2 separate regions of the Homo sapiens genome follow, and region 2 is linked to region 1. A link is a contact called in ENCODE Hi-C or POLR2A ChIA-PET data. All regions are on one chromosome and are shown on one strand. The core of a region is the stretch at or near the end of the contact, and the rest is flanking DNA. Distances in the headings are between cores, read along the strand shown.

Region 1 (6,581 bases), core at 2,558-5,057:
TGACAGGCGGCATAGTGGTCAAAGTACCAGCTTTGGAGACAGAAGACCTGGATTCAAATCCCAGCTCTCTCACTTAGCAGCTGTATGACCTTAGGCAAGGTGCTTCACCTCTCTCAGCCTCAATAACTGCATGTGTATAATTAAAACAATCTTAACAAAAATCAAAAAGCCTGAAAGTAAAATGAAACAACACTTATAAAGTGCCTAGCACAGTCCCTGTATACAGAAAAGTTACACAAATTTAGCTAGTATTACAGATTCTATTTTCAATTCCATAGTTAGATAATTCTTAACTATTAGAAGGTCTAATAGTAAGCCAATAATCAGGTTCTAAAAAAATGTTCCCTGGTATCTCAAGTCTGCCTTCTGCTCATCTGGGGACACCCTAGGATTCTCTAGCTAAGGTAGGCTAAGTATTCCCAGTTCTCTTCCATTCAGTACATATCGTTTCCCAGTCCTTCAATATTGTGGCTACCTTGCCCTGTACTTTGTCAGCATAGCTAGAGTTTTGCACATCTGCACACTAACAGAGAATATACACTCACAGACATAATGAGGGTTCTCTGTATATTTATTTCTTCCACCCTGCTCCAACAATTACAAAGAAGGTTGACCACAGAAAAGATTGACTGGAGAAGGTAAAGGGGAGAAGGTGGAAGATGTCAGAGTTGATTACGCAGTGGTAATGAGCAAAAGCTTTGGAACATTCTTGGCTTTCAATCCCAGCTCTGCCTCTTACTAGCTGGACAGCCTCAGTTTTCTCATCTATAAAATGAGAGTACTAACAATATCCATCACAATGTGTTGTGAGGCTTATATGATTCAATACATGTAAAGTGCTTAAAATATACTAAGGTCTCAATAAATGTTAGACATTACATTATTATGACTGCTATTCACCTATTTAAAAGGGTTTATTCTACCTTGCTCCAAAGGACATATCCAGCACCAGGCAATATAAGTTAAGGCCATTCAGACATTAAGTAATCACTTTTTCTTTGCTTTTTTTTTGAGACAGAGTATCATTCTTGTCACCCAGGCTGGGGTGCAATGGCACGATCTCTGCTCACTGCAGCCTCTGCCTCCCAGGTTCAAATGATGCTCCTGCCTCAGCCTCACGAGTAGCTAGGATTACAGGCGCCTGCCACCACGCCCGGCTAATTTTTGTATTTTTAGTAGAGATGGGGTTTCACCATGTTGGCCAAGTCTCGAACTCCTGACCTCAGGTGATCCGCCCGCCTTGGCCTCCCAAAGTGCTGAGATTACAGGCGTGAGTCACCGCGCCAAGTAATCACTTACTGAACACCCACCATGGGCCAGACATTGTGCGACGTGTTAGGGCTACAAACCTGATTACACATGGCCCTGAACTTGAGCTCAGCCTACCTGGAAAGCCAAACACGTAAACACATGACTACAAAATGTGTTACATGAATTAAAGGAAGTAACATAATATATAACAGAACACAAAGGTAAGGGCAAATAATCTTAGGAAGATCAGGGAAAGCCTCACAGAGGACAATTGAGATAGTTCTTGAAGGATAAGCAGGTGATCCCCAGGATAAGCGGAGTAAGGGAATTCACGGCAGAGGAACAACATGCACAAAGGCAAAAAAGAAGAAAATCATAAGGTGGGTGCAAAGAATTAATTATGACAACAAAAGCTTATAGCCACTGAACACTTCCTATGTTACAGGAACTGTACTGAGTGCTCTATATACATCATCTCACTTCATCCACTCAGCAAAATAGAATTATCTTCACTTTTCAAATAAGGAAACTGAGGCTTAGCAAAGTTAAAAAAAAAAAAAAAAAAAAAAAGGCCAGGCGCAGTGGCTCACGCCTGTAATCCCAGCACTTTGGGAGGCGGAGGTGGGCGGATAATGAGGTCAGGAGATCCTGACCAGCCTGGCCAACATGGTGAAACCCCGTCTCTACCAAAATACAAAAAATTAGCCAGGAGTTGTGGTGCCCACCTGTAGTCCCAGCTACTCGGGAAGCTGAGGCAGGAGAATCGCTTGAACCCAGGAGACTGAGACTGCAGTGAGCCAAGATCGCACCACTGCACTCCAGCCTGGGCGACAGAGCAAGACTCTATTTCAAAACAAACAAACAAACAAACAAACTTGCCCAAGGTGTCACAGCTAATAAACGGTAGAGCAGAATATGTAAGTATCCATGTCTGACTCCAAAGCCCAAACTCTTAACCATTCTGACATGACCAGAGTGCAAGGGACAGTGGGAGGAGTGGCAAGACAGAGCTCTAGAATGAAAGGCAAGAGCATATTATAAAGGGCCTGGAAGAACAGAGGCTCTATCCTGTAAATGATGAGGGGCCATCACAGGATTTCACAAAGGAGACTGGCATGACCAGATCTGTAGGTCAGATAGACGATTCTAGCCAAGAATAGTGGTGCATGCCTGTAGTCCCGTCTACTAAGGAGACTGAGGTGGGAGGATGGCTTGAGGGCAAGAGTTCGAGGCTGCAGTGTACTAGGGTCACACCGGTGAATACCAACTGCACTCCAGCCTGGGCAACATACCAAGACCCTGTCTCTAAAATAAATAAATGATTCTGACAGCTGCATAAGAACTAATTACAGGAGGACAAGAACTGAGGCAGAGAGACCACTTAGGAAGTTATCCTGAAAGCACAAGCAAGAAATTATGAACTAAGTCAGTGTCTGTGAGGATGGAAAGGAAGCGCCAGATTCTAGGGGAATTAAGAGGCAGAATACAGGACTTGAACTTCGGGAGAGAGGAGGGAAATCAGAGCACTAAAGCCAGAACACTGTGACTATCATTTCTAGATGTGTTCATTTCTATGCCTCGTCCAATAGGCAGCCCCACCTACTACACTGCCTAGAAGACAGGGCATGTCCGACAAATGTTTGCTGTATTTATTAGATGAATAAATTAAAGGGACAGACTTGGCTGAGTGAATGGTGAAGCCCTTCATTGAGATAAAAAAATACAAGAGGAGAAACAGATCGGAGGGACCGGGGAAGGCTGACGATGACAGTAAGCAGGTCTGAGCTCAGGAAAGAGGTCTGGCTGGAGTAGTTTGGCGAGTCAACGCTGAAAAGCTGATAACGCAAGAGATGGAGTGCGCCGAGTAGAAGGGAGCTTTCTACTGCCAAGGACTGAGTTAGGAGAACGGACAGGGAGTCGCTGAAGCCAAGTGAGGAGAGCGGTGCCAGAGGTAGAGGGACATTTTTAAATCCAATGCAAGAAAAGGAAAAAACAAAAAAGCTTTCCAACTTTCCCAGCTGGCCAAAGATGGCATAAGATTGGGCTAGCCCCGGATTTGGACCCGGGGGGAAGCCTGCCACAGAAGTATCCCAGCAAGCTTCGGAAGGCCTGGCCTCACTCGCCAACGATGAACAGAGCAAGCAAACCAGGGCCCCGTGCCCAGTGCCCCTCTCCCGCGTCCCGACCCGCTGCTCACTCACCCGCCAGACCCCCAGCCCGGGCCCGGTGGCCCGCTCAGGAGCCGGCGAGATTTCAAACGGAGGAACTGTCGCCTGGCAGTCCGATTTTCACTTCTTCCCTCAGTCCCCGCCCACACTCGAGCGCATCACGCTCGTTGGCTCGAGAGCGTGCCTCGGGTCCCCCGCCACGCTCGCTCCCTTCCCCGCCGCCCAACCCCTCCCTCGATGAGGTCCTCAACTATCCCCCACCCCGGAAGGCTCCGGGCGAGGCTCCGGGCGAGGCTCTGGGCGAGGCGCAGCTCCCCCAACGCCACCCAACACCCACCCGCTCCCCCAGCTTCCAGGGACGCCGGGGTGTTGCCCTGCAGCGCGCAACAAACACTTCCGGAAAAGGTACCGCCTAGCAACCGGGAGTCCCGCCTCCAGCAGGAGCCAATAGGTCGCCGGCTGAGAGCTGTGACAATGGATTGGCTCGAAGTCCCTTCGGTGCACGCAGGAGCTCTGTCCGTTTTCCGTTGCACGATGGGAGTGTAGTTTAAGATAGATAATGGGAATCCGCAAGAGGTTGAAAGAGTGTAGTTTAAGATAGATAATGGGAATCCGCAAGAGGTTGAAAGAGAACCTCATCGGCTGGGCGCGGTGGCTCACGCCTGTAATTCCAGCAATTTGGGAGGCCGAGGCGGGTGGGTCACCTGAGGTCAGGAGTTCGAGACCAGCCTGACCAACATGGTGAAACCCCTTCTCTACTAAAAAAAAAAAAAAAAAAAAAAGAGGACCCCGAGTTTAGACGTGAGGATTTCTGCCAGGACAGAGAAGGACTATTTAGAGTATTTATACTAATGTGAATTATCTAATTATCTAATTGATCATTTGTTAGGAGTATGATTAACATCAGGTGAATAATACAGTGGTCATCAATAATCAACCCATTGTTACTTTAATCAACAAAACAAATGTGAATGTAAGGTAATGGAGACGCGTCCACTCCCCATCTCTCCCCGCAAAAAAACTGGCTCTCCTGTGCTCCTATTAAACCAGTGAGCACCTGACCAGGAGTTAAACCTATTTTCTACTATCCATCTTTTCACCAAAGCCCAGGGTTCAGTTTGTATGTCTGCAAGATGGGGATAGTAATGTCTGTCATAACTATTTCAAAGAGTCTATTGAAGAAGAAAAAAAGTGACACAATGTGTAGCTCCTCCACACACCCTGTCGGGCAGAAAGGTTGCTACTAATATAATTCCGAAGAGTTTTAGTTTTGCTTGCACGGAGGGCAAATCTTCCTTTCTCTCATATGTCTCCAACCTCCTAGAGAAGTTAAGAGGGGCAAAGAAAGTTCTGGCCATTACATCAATAGGAAAACTGAGAAACAGACAAATACAGATGCTGCTAGTTGAGGAGGAAAATGATGAGGCCAAGCTCATAGAGCCGCTCCTGATAGGTTCTAGAGATGTAGCTGACTCAGGATAGTCCCAGTGCCACTCAGAGGCTGATTCCAGGATGAGAAACTCAGATTGTTGGAATATACAGAGCATATTCCTTGTGAAAATTATCAAAATCAAAATAGAGTCATTTGTTTTAAAACCCTGACAAATGGAGCCAGGGAAGACCATGAAGAGAGGGTTCTCACGCATGAATACCTGATAACAAAAACTATCGACCGGGCCTGGTGGCTCATATCTGTAATCCTAGCACTTTGCCAGGCACAGTGGCTCACACCTGTAATCCCAGCACTTTGGGAGGCCAAGGCGGGTGGATCACCTAAGGTCAGGAGTTCGAGACCAGCCTGGCCAATATGATGAAACCCCGTCTCTACTAAAAATACAAAAATTAGCTGGGCATGGTGGCACACGCCTGTAGTCCCAGCTGCTCAGGAGGCTGAGGCAGGAGGCTGAGGCACTTAAACCCGGGAGGTGGAGGTTGCAATGAGCCCAGATCAAGCCACTGCACTCCAGTCCAGCCTGGGTGACAGAGCAAGACTCCGTCTAAAAAAATAAATAAAATAAAAATTCCTACTTGAGCCAGGCACAGTGGCTCATGCCTGGAATCCCAGAACTTTGGGAGGCCAAGGCAGGTGGATCACCTGAGGTCAGGAGTTAAAGACCAACCTGATCAACATGGAGAAACCCCATCTCTACTAAAAAATACAAAATTAGCCAGGCATGGTGGTGCATGCCTGTAATCCCAGCTACTCGGGAGGCTGAGAGAGGAGAATCGCTTGAACCCAGGAGGCGGAGTCTGTGGTAAGCCAAGGTCTCGACATTGCACTCCAGCCTGGGCAACAAGAGCGACACTCCGTCTCAAAAAAAAAAAAAAAAAAAAAAGGTCCTACTTGCCCAGCCTCTATGGCATGTGTATACCTATTGCAATGCTACTTCTAAATAAATATCATTTTCTTTTGGAGTTTCCCTCTCTGTTATTTAGATTGACGTCATCATGTTTAAATTTAAATCCTTCTGCAGCAGTTATGCCTATACTTCCTTTATTCTTACTGTAAATGACAAATCATCGTCCCCTTTCCTCTCCATCTTCTTTAAAAGTCTTGGCCGGTCACAGTGGCTCACACCTGTAATCCCAGCATTTTGGGAGGCCGAGGCAGGCAGATCGCCTGAGGTCAGGAGTTTGAGACCAGCCTGGCTAACATGGTGAAACCCCATCTCCACTAAAAATACAAAAGTTAGCTGGTTGTGGTGGCAGGCACCTGTAATCCCAGCTACTCGGGAGGCCGAGGCAGGAGAATCGCTTGAACCCAGGAGGTGGAGGTTGCAGTGAGCCGAGATCTCGCCATTGCACTCCACCCTGTTTGACAAGAGCGAAGCTCTGTCTCAAAAAAAGAAAAAAGTAGGCCAGGCTGTGGTGGCTCACACCTGTAATCCCAGCACTTCGGGAGGGTGAGGCAGGTGGATCACCTGAGATGAGGAGCTCAAGACCAGCCTGGCCAACATGGCAAAACCCTGTCTCTACTACAAACACAAAAATTCACTGGGCGTGGTGGCACACACCTGTAGTCCCAGCTACTTGGGAGGCTGAGGCAGGAGAATCGCTTGAACCCGAGAGGCAGGGGTTGCAGTGAGCCAAGATCACGCCACCGCACTCCAGCCTGGGTGACAAAGTGAGACTCTGTCTCAAAAATAAATAAATAAATAAATA
Region 2 (6,849 bases), core at 587-3,086, 1.8 Mb before region 1:
GCCAAGGAAGATGGGGAGATGGATGCTTGAAACCTCAATCTCCCCACCCTCTGCAAGGGAGGCCAATGTCCAGTTGAGTCAGCTATCCTGGGGAGTTGCTTCTGACCGAGGGACAAGGTACAGGGAGAGTTGGATGAAGAGGTGGGTTCAAGGTGTAAACTGACAGATGCCATCTGGCTTTTAGCCAGCCAGCTGGACAGAGTAAATAGAGCAATTTCTTGTGGACATTTCTGTTTCCGGCATCTGGGGAACTAGTAAGGTAAAGCCTCCAAACTCATAGTGGCTGGAAATAGAGAACCCTCTGAGCAAGGAGCTGATGGACTGTGAGAGCAAGGAGAGATTGCTGGGTCAGGATGGGAGGGAGCTCCAGAAAAGAGAGACTTCTACCTCCCACCTTATCTCCATCTCATGACCACGCTTCCTGCCCCACTTCCTGGGAGGCCAGATGCCCATGGTGCAATGGGAGGAAGTAGGCTGGACTGGTTTGTGACTGACCCTCAAGGGGCAGTTCCAAGCTCATCTACTGGTAGGGGCACTGTCAATCTGCTCTCCACCTGAACACTCCCCAACCCCCAGTGAACCACAGGCCAGCATGGAGGAGAAGGATGTGTTTGACTGTAGCAGTGAAATTACTGTCGGGTAGGGGGGTGATTCAGGCTCCTTGGGGATCTGCCTGACCACACCAGGGATTTGGGGCATGAAATGTTAAATGGGTGTGGTGGCATGAGAAGCAGGCAAATTCCTTCTGCAGGTGCACCTGTCTCCCATGCCCCAACACAACCAGCACCCAGGCAAGGCGGAAGTGCCCTCAGGCACAGGGATTAGCGTTGCTATGAGAACAGCAACTTGTGCATGGGTTTGGAACCAGAGTACCTTGCCCACAGAAATGGAAGTCTGGGGACCCAGTTGGATTTCTACAACCTCCAGCCTTAGCGGCACCCTTTTCTCTGATCCGGGAGGGGAAGAGAAGCCATAGGGTTCCCCAGTTTATGCCCACCCTCGTCTGGCCTCCTAGCACGAGCAGTCAGTCCCTCCCCTGGAAGGAAAGGCTGAAGGGACCACCCAAGCGCTTGGTCCAACTCACCCCGTTTCTGCAGGCCTGCTCGTTCAGCGCTCGCACCCAAGCCCGCTGCCAGTTCTCCCGGAAAGACTTGAAGGCGAAGAGTGACGCCAGGAGGCCCCGGACTCCTGGCTCCTCGGCGGCGCCAGCCCGAGTCGCCCGCAGCCGCAGCAGCGAGCGCCACACGCCCAGCTCCCGCAGGGAACCCGCGGGTTCCCCGGCTAAGGCGGGTCCCGGGCCCCGGTCCCCGCGGGCCCGCGCCAGCCACAAGCCCCGGGCATATTGCAGCAGCCAGGCGAACACCGTGAGCAGCGAGGCGGCGAAGAGGATCAGCAAGGCCGCCCAGCCCACGTCCCGCTGCCCCCAGCCCGGATCCATGCTCCGCGCGGGCTCCGATCCCGGTCCCGGCTGGGGCTCACCCGCTGCCCCGGGGGAGCATGGCCCGGGCGGGCCGCGGGGAGGAGGTGGGCTCCCCCGGGGCTGGGCGCGCGGGGTCGGGGGCTCTCCGCGGCTGAGTGCCCAGGACTAGTGGGTGCCACAGGGCGAGGAGAGGAGGTCCTCGGGGGTCGCGATGCCGGGGTCTCTGTCTCCGTGGTCCGGGTCTCTCCTAGCTTGGTCAGCAGTCGGACCCGTTAGTCGCCGGCCAGTGCCCGACTCCTCCCACCGCGCGGGCCCCGCCGGACCCTGGAGGGGACTGGTCTGCAGAGACGCTGGGGCTCGCGGGCCGGCACCGGCTCCGGGAGGGCTGCGTGCGCAGAGCTGACACTGACAACACCGCCGGCGCCCCGCCCCCACCCGCCCTTAAAGGAGCCGCACCCGCGCCGGGCGGGGCCAGGACAGCCTGGCGCTCCCTCGCTGGAGGAGGGCGGGAGGGCTAGCAGCGAGCGGAGGAGGTTCCGGGGTTGAAAATAGGCGGGATCTTTGATCACCTCGCCCCATCTTGCAATCGCGGTGCTCCCACACTCAGCTCAAGGCAAGAGTAACTTCACTTACCTAAGATGCTGCCTTTGCTTTCCCCTATGCTTGTTAGATTTCCACAGGTCGGACGCCTGTGAGGTTAAGAAGGAGGTGACCCCTGTGGAAATCACCGCCCCCTTCTCCCAACACCCCCAGACTCAGCGACTTCTAGCTTCCCATTTCCTGGGGGAAGCTAGGCCCAGGGTAAGGAGACGCAGAGCGTCCCTCCCAGATAGAAGTGTCTGGCAGAGGTCCAGCTGATGTCAACAGAGAGAAAGCAGAACCTGAAGCTGGGAGAGGTTGAGAGTAGAACACCGAATTTGAATTCCCCCCACCATCATCACCCTCCTTCCTCTTGGAGCTTGGACCCAGAAACAGCCCCATTAACCTCCTTGCTCGTGTAGGTTTGTTCTGGAGATTCCCAAGCCCAGGCTGTGTGTCTGTTTTTAAAAATAATGTATTTCCATAGTAACAGCTCCTGCCTATGGAGCACGTGTAGAGGGGGTGGTAATGACAAGGGAGCTGGCAATGTAGCACTGGACTATCAATAGATTCAGCCACAAGACCTTGCCACTCTAAGTATGTGATATCCCAACAAGCTCCCAAGAAATGGTGCTGTAGGTACACTGCCCAACCTCTGGCCTCAGAAGCCATCTTTTCCTAGACTCAAGGAGTTGATTCAACCTCTACAGGACTGGGGCTCATCAATGCTTGCTGAGGACAGGGGAAGGAAATACCTGCAAAAGGATTCAAAGGAATCCTGGGGGAATTCACATTCTCCCAAGAGCCCCTTCTTCATACATGTGGGAAGGTCTTTGGCACACAGTCCCTTTCTTAAAGAGGTAGGATGGAAAGGTGTTAAGTATCTTTCTCCCAAACCCAAGTAGTTGTCTGAGGAATGAGCACATGAGAATAAGAGAATAAACAATGCCTTCTGAAGTGTGGGATGGCAGGGCTAGACAGAAACTGACAGGTCAGCAACAGGTTTGTCTGAGCCAGAGGAGGTGGTGGGGTAGCCTGGGCCTCCCTAGATTTCCCTGTAAGGAATGATGGGGAGAGGTGGGGGTGAATGAGGTAACCTCCTGTGGCCCTGCCCATGCATTGTCACTGGACTGCCAAATCAGTGGAGATTCCTAGAGTCTGGGTTTCTAATCTCAAAGGGAGGAGAAGACATGAAATCAAGGGAGGAGAGAACTCAGGGCCAGAACCAGGGATGCAGGAGGAAGCTGTCAGTGGGAAGAGCAGCTAGGGTTTAGGGGAGCAGGTTATGCAGGAAGTTGTCCAGGTAGAAGCTTTCCCTATGAAGACCCTCTTCCCCCAAGAATCCTTCAGGAACCCTCAGACCCCCTAGTGATCTCCATTCTCTGACTTCTTTGATTTATTCCCTCAACTTCTCCACTGAGTGCTTGGTCCTATGCTGCCAGATACTGCTTCACAATTCAGTATCTGAACTGTGAGTCTACCTAGTTACATGAGTCTCCCTAGTTAGTCCTCCCTCTTTTTTTTTTTTTTTTTCTCTTTTCTTGAGACAGAAAGTCACTGTTGCCCAGGCTGGGGTGCAGTAGCGAGATCTTGGCTCACTGCAACCTCCACCTCCCAGGTTTGAGTGATTCTCCTGCCTCAGCCTACCAAGTAGTTGGGACTATAGGCATGCGCCATCATGCCTGGCTAATTTTTGTTATTTTTAGTAGAGACAGGGTTTCACCATGTTGGCCAGGCTGATCTCGAACTCCTGACCTCAGGTGATCCTCCCGCCTCGGCCTCCCAAAGTGCTGGGATTACAGGTGAGAGCCACTGTGCCCAGCCTAGTCCTCCTTCTTTCTTCCATTACTTAGACCTCTAGCACTTACATTCTGCCTTAGAGTCTAGCTGATTGTTTATATGTCTGCTTTTTCCATGCATCAGGAAGCTGCCTAGGGGTGGGAACCATGTCTTAGTCATCTCTTTTCCCTCAAATTCAACCAAGATGCTCCAAATATGCTGAAGTAGACTCCCTGGGGGCAAGCAACTGCAATTATATTAGTTTGTATCCTCCACAGTACTGAAGAGCTTCCTATGCACATAGTAGGGATTAACAAACTTTGTAATTTTAAGAAGTCTAACAGAAAATACTCAAGTATGCTTTGAGAATTTCTATGCCATTTCTGTCTTTTGAAATATCATTCATGCCATACCAGTGGAATGGGAAATCCTGGGGCTTGCTTTTAATTAACAACTTTTTTCTAGACTAAGAGGGGAGAGGTGGGAGGAAAAGGAAAAAGAGTGATTCAGCTGACTGGACAGAGCCACAGATAGAGTCCTGCAAGTATCACAGCCCCAGACTATCCAGAGGGGTCTCATTGTCTTTGTGGCACTATGAAACATTTTTGGGACAGGCTTTGTCTAGCAATCACATTCAGTGGATTGGCCTTGCTCATTGGGAGCCACTCAAGGCTACTTAGAAGAGGTGTGCATCTCAAACACTGTCTGCTCAGTCCAGGGCCACTGACAAGTCAACTGGTCTGTGAATCCTAGGGCCGGCTTCAGCATTCAGGAAAACGCTTTGAACTTTTACCAGGGAAGGCACACAATTTCAAGTGAAGCCAAAAGTCATGTGTTTGTTTCTCCTTCTGATTAGTCTGATCATCAACTGGGACTTTATCATCATGGGAACAAAAATACTCAGATTATCTGACAAGTATCTTAGTAACCATTTTCTGATAGTAACATGTATATGTGGATGATGAATCCTTAGTCTCTCTTGTCTTTGATTACATCCTTCCACCCTCCCCAGGAGGGTGGTGGTAGGGAGGGCTAATGATCTCTGGAGAAGAAAGAGATAAAGCTTCCCAATACCAGGCTGGGAAGGAAGATTTATTAGGATTGGCCTCCTAATAAAAAAGGAAATAGATACAGACTGGCTCTCAGACCTCCAGGGAGTCTCAGTATACTCGTCATCAACAAGATAACTGAATGCTGCCTCCTCTGGGATCCCACAAGCTCCTCCTTTCCACCAGCTTCTGGTGTCTCACTGTCGCTGCCTGTGAAAGGTCCTTCTACTCTTATAATCTACTGAAATGATACTTCTCTTCCTCAAGACCACTTACTCTGGTCACAACTAATTGCTCCCTCCATATGCACCTATTGCCCTCAGTCCTCCTTTCAGCCTCAGCCTCATTATGTGTGATGATGCCTTCCTTGTACACAGATGTCTGTGTTCCTAGCCCCATGGGGACACCCTGTGGAAGAGAAAACACTTGCCTCCCGGGAGTTTCTAGTTTAAAAGGGGCACACGTGCATACACACAACACACACAGAAAAATAATAGCAGTGGGATAAGTACTGAAAATCTGGTGGAATACTAGCAAGTAAATTACGAAAATTTATGTATTTTATACATATCTGGGTTTTTGTTGTTGTTAATTAGAGCCATTTTCAAGTAGAAAAGCCATTTCACATCTGATTTAGTTTGTTTGTTTGTTTGTTTTGAGACAGTTTCCCCTCTGTTGCCCAGGCTGGGATGCAGTGGCATGATCGCGGCTCACTGCAACCTCCTCATCCCAGGTTCAAGCGATCCTCCTGCCTCAGCCTCCTGAGTAGCTGAGATTACAGGCATGTGCCACCACACCCGGCTAATTTTTGTATTTTCAGTAGAGACGGGGTTTCACCGTGTTGGCCAGGCTGGTCTCGAACTCCTGACCTCAAGTGAGCCACCCACCTTCGCCTACCAAAGTGCTGGGATTACAGACGTTAGCCACTGCGCCCGGCCTCACATCTGATTTTGAGGGAAAGAAGAAACTATCTTCGGCTTAAAAACGGTCAACATGACCCTGACTCCTGGAACATGCCATAGAGGGAAGAGTGGACAAAGCGCTAGGCTATTGGAGTCCTTTCCCTAACTCACTGGTGGTGACTTCCTCTCTGACAAATGGAAATCATTTGCCGCCTAAGAGCCTGTCGGGGAATGAAAGGTAATAAAGATGCTGGTGAACTGGCTGGGCGTGGTGGCTCACGCCTGTACTCCCAGCATTTTGGGAGGCCAAGGCGGGCAGATCACCTGAGGTCGGGAGTCCCAAACCAGCCTGACCAACATAGGGAAATCCCGTCTCTACTAAAAATACAAAATTAGCCGGGCGTGGTGGCGCATGCCTGTAATTCCAGCTACTGCCTGTAATCCCAGCTACTCGGGAGGCTGAGGCAGGAGAATCTCTTGAACCTGGGAGGTGGAGGTTTCGGTGAGCCGAGATCGCGCCATTGCACTCCAGCCTGGGCAACAAGAGCGAAACTCTGTCTCAAAAAAAAAAAAAAAAAAAAAAAAAAAAAGCTGGTGAATTGTTGTTTGCAGGGGAACAGGCCAAGCAAAATGCACAGCAACCTGCAGGAGGCCAAGCAAAATGCACAGTGACCTACAGGAAGAAACCTGACTGGGAGTTCCTCAGACTCACAGGAAATCAGTTGTGGGTCTGATTCCTCTCCCTCCTCAGCTCTTTCCAGAGCCTCAGCCTGGAAATCTCCATCTCCTCCTTGTGGGAGCTAGGTACAATGCAGTGATCCACGGCCAAGCTGAAGTCTCGAGTTAAATCCAAGACCTGAGGGTACTCCCAATCCCTCAGTGAAGTGCTGCGCTGGGTTGCCGGGCAACTAACTGCTACAGCTGGGGCAGAAGGTGGGTGGGATGCTGAGAAAAAAATACCAGAATCGAGGACAAGAAAAACAGAGTGGGAGGGGCTTTTCAAGGATCTACGCTTTAGAATTTACACCATCCTTCCAAATCGTAGCTTTGTTTCCGGGAACTGAGTTGTGTTTACCTTGGCTTCCGACTATGTTGGCAACAGGTTTCCTGCAAGAAACAG

Evidence for each region. A loop is a pair of places that touch in the nucleus more often than their neighbours do. ChIA-PET counts read pairs that join two places held with the same protein, here RNA polymerase II (POLR2A). Pooled maps may share reads with other maps.
Region 2: a loop to region 1 is called in a pooled map, with 4 times the contacts of the local background. The contact joins the promoter of C2CD2L here to the promoter of CEP164 in region 1. A Hi-C loop is called at or near these places in 5 of 50 pooled maps. POLR2A ChIA-PET finds 5 or more read pairs at or near these places in 2 of 52 experiments (HEK293T and naive thymus-derived CD4-positive, alpha-beta T cell).

Annotation. Positions count from the first base shown.
Region 1 is chr11:117,325,080-117,331,660 of GRCh38, reverse strand. CEP164 (centrosomal protein 164) reads right to left here and starts at 3,807. Exons shown (of 33, transcript NM_014956.5): 1 at 3,757-3,807. RefSeq lists a silencer at 3,490-3,739.
Region 2 is chr11:119,102,331-119,109,179 of GRCh38, reverse strand. It overlaps C2CD2L (C2CD2 like), which reads right to left and starts at 1,836. Exons shown (of 14, transcript NM_001290474.2): 1 at 1,085-1,836. The coding sequence starts at 1,438. RefSeq lists silencers at 1,202-1,481, 1,552-2,001 and enhancers at 6,059-6,771, 6,475-6,849.